Regions from separate parts of the Homo sapiens genome. Here region 2 is linked to region 1. Evidence: read pairs that join two places in POLR2A ChIA-PET (ENCODE). Cell type or tissue: A673. All regions are shown on one strand. Links, peaks and the distances in the headings refer to the core of each region. The heading gives the core; the rest is flanking DNA. Region 1 has its middle 28 kb from the start of SCYGR1. Region 2 overlaps AGFG1 (ArfGAP with FG repeats 1).

Region 1 (2,820 bases), core at 296-2,795:
AAATATTCCTATAGTGAAATGATTTCTACAGTGAAATGAACACATTCCCTCATCTCATATAGCTACCTTTTTGTGTGTGGTAGAAATACCTAACAACTGCTCACTTAGCAAATTTCCAGTATACAGTACATTATTATTATAATTATTATTATTCTTAGAGACAGGGTCTCACTCTGTTGCCCAGGCTGGAGTGCAGTGACAGTCACAGCTCACACTGCCGCTTCAAACTCCTGGCCTCAAGCGATCCTCCCACCTCAGTGTCCTGAGTAGCCAGGACTACAGTTTTGTGCCACCACACCTGGCTAATTTCTTTTTAAATTTATGTTATACCTTTTGTAGAGACGGGAATCTCACAATGTTGCCTAGGCTGGTCTCGAACTTCTGGCTTCAAGCAATCCTCCTGTCTCAGCCTCCCAAAGTGCTAGGATTATAGGTGTGAGCCACTGTGCCCGGCCACAATACAATATTATTATTAACTATAGTGTCCCTCCCAAACTAATATGCTGAAGTCCTAACTCCAGTGCCTTAGAATGTGACTGTATCTGGAGATAGAGATAGGGTCTTTAGAGAGGTGAATAAGTTAAAATGTGGTCATTAAGGTGGGCCCTAATCCTGATAAAGAGGGGGAGATTAGGACAGACAGACACAGAAGGCAGGCCACGTGAAGACACAGGGAGAAGATGGCCATCTGCAAGCCAAGGAGAGAGGCCTTAGGAGAAACCAACCTTACCAATATCTTGTTGTCGGACTTCCAGCGTCCAGAACTGTGAGGAAATAAATTTCTGTTGCTTAAGGCACCTAATCTGTGGTTCTTTGTTATGGCAGCCCTAGCAGCCCATTGGCTATTTTTGCACTACACAAGTTGCAGAGTTGAGTAGTTACAACAGAAGCTGTATGGTGAGCAAGGCCAAAAATATTCAGTAGCTGGCTCTCCACAGACATTGTTTGCCAAGGCTAGGCATGGTAGCTCACCTGTAATCCCAGCACTTTGGGAGGTCAAGGTTGGTGGATCTTTTGAGCTCAGGAGTTTGAGATCATCCTGGGCAACATGGCAAAACCCCATCTCTACAAAAAAATACCCACGACCCGCCCCCGCCAACCAAAAAAAAAAATTAGGCATGCTGGCATGCACCTGTAGTCCCAGCTACTTAGGAGACTAAGGCAGGAGGATCACTTGAAACTAGGAGGCTGAGACGGCAGTGAGCCATGATCGTGCCACTGCACTCCAGCCTGGGCTACAGAGTGTGACCCTGTCTCAAAAAAAAAAAAAAAAAAAAAAAAGAAAGAAGAAAGAGAGAGAGAGAGAGAAAGAAAGAAAGAAAGAAAAAAAAAAGAAAAGAAAGAAAGAAAGAAAAAGAAAGAGAAAAAGAAATGATTCGCCAATCCCTGATACAGACAATTGTTTCAAGGTCATATACCTGGTACATCCCAGAGTCAGGATTTGAACCCCAGTCAGCACCAGTGACTCCTGTTCCCTGCCCTACCCCCTGAGAGCAGGCTGCCTCCCCTCAGCCAGGAGGGCTGGAGCTCAAACAGTAAAGTCAGCATGGTTCTTTTCTTTTCTTCAGTTCATGCTCTGCCCTGTGGGCAGCTGTTGTGGGGAAATGCTGAGTCATAAATAATTCTTACATTAATGCCAAGGCAGCCGGAAGGGAAATGTCAGTAGGAAATGGTATTTCAAATAAGTACAAATTTCATAATTCAGCCAATTTTTTAGACCATTTCTCGCAGCAACATTTTCTTATTTTGAGTTTTGGTAAACTCATAATCATTTATAAATGTGGATAAAACCTACCTTCATTTGGACATGTGACCCAGATATATACATGATATAGAATGGGCCAAACAGATCAGAGCAAAGAGAGGAACAATTGGTCTTATGTATAACTGGCCCTTGTATCTTTACATCACCCAAGACAATTATAGTATTGTGACATTCACTGTTTGAGCTTATCATTGAGAAGCTCCAGGAAGCTTCGATTTCTACTCAACAGAATGGCTCGTTAGTATAATTTTATCCTCTCAGAAATATATTGCAGAAGTCAGCCGTCACAGTCAGCTTCATTTCCTTGAAGGCCTCTTCAGGGTAGTGCCCAGAGACACAAGGGTTGCCAATACCGGTGTCTGCAGGTCCAGGAGCGTGGGTTAAGGAGTGAAGCCAGTTAGGCAGAGAAAACACCGTCCTCCGCCCCACCGCCCCCAGCCCATTGTGGTTATGAGGAAACATAGGCCAGCTGTTCCCAAATCTTCTGCTTTTTCACAAGAAGCCGGAAATCCAGATTTGATGTGAAATTTCCTAATTTCTAAATCTTGGCAACTAATTCAAATAAAAAAAAATAAAAACACAGATTTTTCTTTTTTTTTTTTGCCTGTGGTTTGGACCCCACCATAGGACCCCTGTTAATGACTCCTGCTCTGGTGAGACTCCATGGCCAGGGTGAAGGGCAGGGGTGAAGGGCAAGGGTGAAGGTCGAAATTAGTCTGAACTCACTGGTGTTCATCATTCCTCATGGCAAAACCTTGCTTCCAGGTGTGGTCTTCCCCCGTGCGTTTCTGTGGCTGTATCTGACTTACCCAGTCTCATACCCAGTTTTTCTCTTCCCTTTATTTCTGGATACTGAAATTCTTGGGGTTATTTAAGCCACAGCTGTTTAAAAATGTCAGCATCTGAACCTCATGTTCCCAAGCAAGGAACTGTTGACTGAGTTGGGTCAGCAGGAAGGAATGGACTAGATTTTCTGCCACCCTGACAATGTTTTCTAAACCTGGAGCGAGGCTTCCTGACTCTGTCTCTGCCACTTTTCACATAGGAGTTGCCAA
Region 2 (2,820 bases), core at 155-2,654, 69 kb after region 1:
ATATTATCTTTAAGATTAATCCAAGTTAGTTGTTGTTTATCTTAATAGTTTGTTCCTCCTTGTTGCTAAGTAGTATTCCATTGCTTGTTTGTTTTTCCATTTTCTGTTTGAGGAGTTTCTAGTTTTTGATATATATGAATGGAAATGCTGTAAATGTTTATGCTCAAGTTTTTGGGTGAACGTAAGTTTTCATTTCACTTGGGTAAATATCTAGGGCTAGGTTGTATGGCACATGCATGTTTAATTAAAAAATTGGCCAAGTTTTTTTGGTTTTGTTTTGATTTTTCCCTTTTACTTGTGGAATTCCGTTTTCTTTTTTTTATTATACTTTAAGTTTTGGGGTACATGTGCACAACGTGCAGGTTTGTTACATATATATACACATGCCATGTTGGTGTGCTGCACCCATTAACATTAGGTATATCTCCTAATGCTATCCCTCCCCCCTACCCCCACCCTCCATTTTCTTTTATGGTCACAATTGAAATTGTACTATTGATATTAACATTCCAGAGTTAATCAGTATTTTAATCTTCTGTTAATACAAGGTCTTTAAAAATACAAAGTAGTTTCATTTAAGTGGTGTTTCTTTTTTTTTGAGACGGAGTTTTACTCTGTGGCCCAGGCTGGAGTGCAGTGGCGTGATCTCGGCTCACTGCAACCTCTGCCTCCCAGGTTCAAGTGATTCTGCTGCCTCAGACTCCTGAGTAGCTGGGATTGAGGACTGCCACCACACCTGGCTAATTTTTCTATTTTTAGTAGAGATGGAGTTTTAACCATGTTGGCCAGGCTGCTCTCGAACTCCTGATCACAAGTGATCCACCCGCCTGCTGGGATTAAGATTACAGGTGTGAGCCACCGCGCCTGGCTCATTTAAGTGTTATTGTTGGTAAACATATTATTTGTCCCTTTTTTCCTTCTGTTAGTTGGATGTTACTGTAATAAGATGATATTTGTTTAGATTTGCCAGTTTACAGTTTGCTTACCCCTTAGCATCTCAAGACTTTCTTGGGTCATTTTTCTTCTTAAAGTATATACAGTATAAGCTTCTTTAATGAAGATCTCTTAGTTTTTTTTTTGTTTTTTTTTTTTTTTTTTTTTTTTTTTTTTTTTGAGATGGAGTCTCACTCTGTTACCCAGGCTGGAGTGCAGTGGTACGATCTTGGCTCACTGTAACCTCTGCCTCCTGGGTTCAAGTGATCTTCCTGCCTCAGCCTCCCCAGTAGCTGGGATTACAAGTGTGCGCCAACATGCCCGGCTAATTTTTGTATTTTTGTTGTTAGTAGAGATGGGGTTTCACCATGTTAGCCAGGCTGGTCTCGAACTCCTGAGCTCAGGTGATCTGCCCACCTTGGCCTCCTAAAGTGCTGGGATTACACACATAAGCCACCGTACCTAGCCTAGTGGGTTTTTTTGTTTTGTTTTTTATCTGAAGATACTGTTATTTTGATCTTATACTTCAAACATAGCTTTGCTGGATTCACAAGTTATTTTTTCTTACCACTTGAAGATAATATTCCATGGTCTTCTCCCTTCCATTGAGAAGTCTACTACGAGCCAAATTTTGTTCCCTATATTTTCATTCCAGTTGCTTTTAAGATCTTCTCTGTCTTTGAAGTTTCACCGAATCGTTTCTTTTTTTTTTTTTTTTTTTGAGACAGAGTCTCGCTCAGGCTAGAGTGCAATGGCGTGATCTTAGCTCACTGCAACCTCCAACTCCCAGGTTCAAGTGATTCTCCTGCCTAAGCCTCCTGAGTAGCTAGGATTACAGGCACCCGCCACCATGCCCAGCTAATTTTTTTTTTTTTTTTTTTCCAGTAGAGATGGGGTTTCACCAGGTTGGCCAGGAACTCCTGACCTCAGGTGATCCACCTGCCTCAGCCTCCCAAAGTACTGGGATTACAGGTGTGAGCCACCGCACCCAGCCCAAATTGTTTTTAAATTGGATTTTATTTATCCAGATTTTGATGAGCTGTGCTTTTTATATCTGTAGATGCATGACTTTTATTGGATCTGAAAAAAATCTCAGTCATTATCACTTCAGTGTTACCTTCCAGTTCATTAATTCTCTCTAGTTATGTCTAATCTGCTCTCTACCTGATTTGGTGAATTTTTAATTTCCACATTTATAATTTTTCATTTCTGAAAATTCTGATTTTTAAATTTGCCTCATTCTGATAATTACATATTTCCTGCTCATTTTTACTCCATCTTTCATTTAATGTTTCCTATATACTATATTTCGTAACTGGTAATTCAGATAGCTAGTCTTGGAGGGAGGTGGTGTTAATCTTTTGCATTTACTGACTCAAGCTCATTGGTTTGTTTCATTTTTGTGCGATAATTTTTACTGCAGCCTCATATTTTATTGAACTTAATATTTGGAAATCTTGATAGCTTAAATTGAAAATGCATTCCTTTAGAGAGAATTTGCGTGTTCATGGGATCCTAGGATCCTATGTAACCTGAAGGTATTTTATTTCCCATCCAGGGTCTTAGGTTTAACTTAAGAGAGATATCTGAGGTTGAGCTCTCTCATCTCGCCTTGGCTATTGTTGGCACTTGCTTTCTGAACAACATTGCTTCTTGTGTATAACATGGGACACATTTCTGGTTTCAGCTTAATTTTTAATTTTTTGTCTTTCTTTTCTGTGGGGTGGGGGATCCTTAGAGATTTCCCTTTCTGAAAAGTTCAATAGTATGTTAATAGTCGTAGGGTTTTCGGGGGGTAATTTATGGACTATCATATTGTAGTAGAGGAGCCTTTTCAGTTTGCCATACTGTTGGAAGTAGAAATTAATGAGATTAAATATGTAAAGT

The links. Peaks named below come from ENCODE experiments on the same cell type or tissue, not always from the same donor. Only the 100,000 strongest peaks of a DNase experiment are listed, where the experiment ranks them.
Region 2: POLR2A ChIA-PET joins it to region 1 with 5 read pairs; 12 of 35 experiments call an interaction of 5 or more read pairs at or near these places.

The regions. Positions count from the first base shown.
Region 1 is chr2:227,414,159-227,416,978 of GRCh38, forward strand. No RefSeq gene overlaps it. Among named protein-coding and RNA genes, the nearest start is that of SCYGR1, 28 kb to the left of the region's middle. In A673, for the core only: no CTCF peak of the experiment used is centred there; DNase peaks (open chromatin) are centred at 1,573 and 2,083; H3K27ac peaks cover 2,495 bases.
Region 2 is chr2:227,483,609-227,486,428 of GRCh38, forward strand. All of the region lies in intron 1 of AGFG1 (ArfGAP with FG repeats 1), which reads left to right. Among named protein-coding and RNA genes, the nearest start is that of AGFG1, 13 kb to the left of the region's middle. In A673, for the core only: no CTCF peak of the experiment used is centred there; no DNase peak of the experiment used is centred there.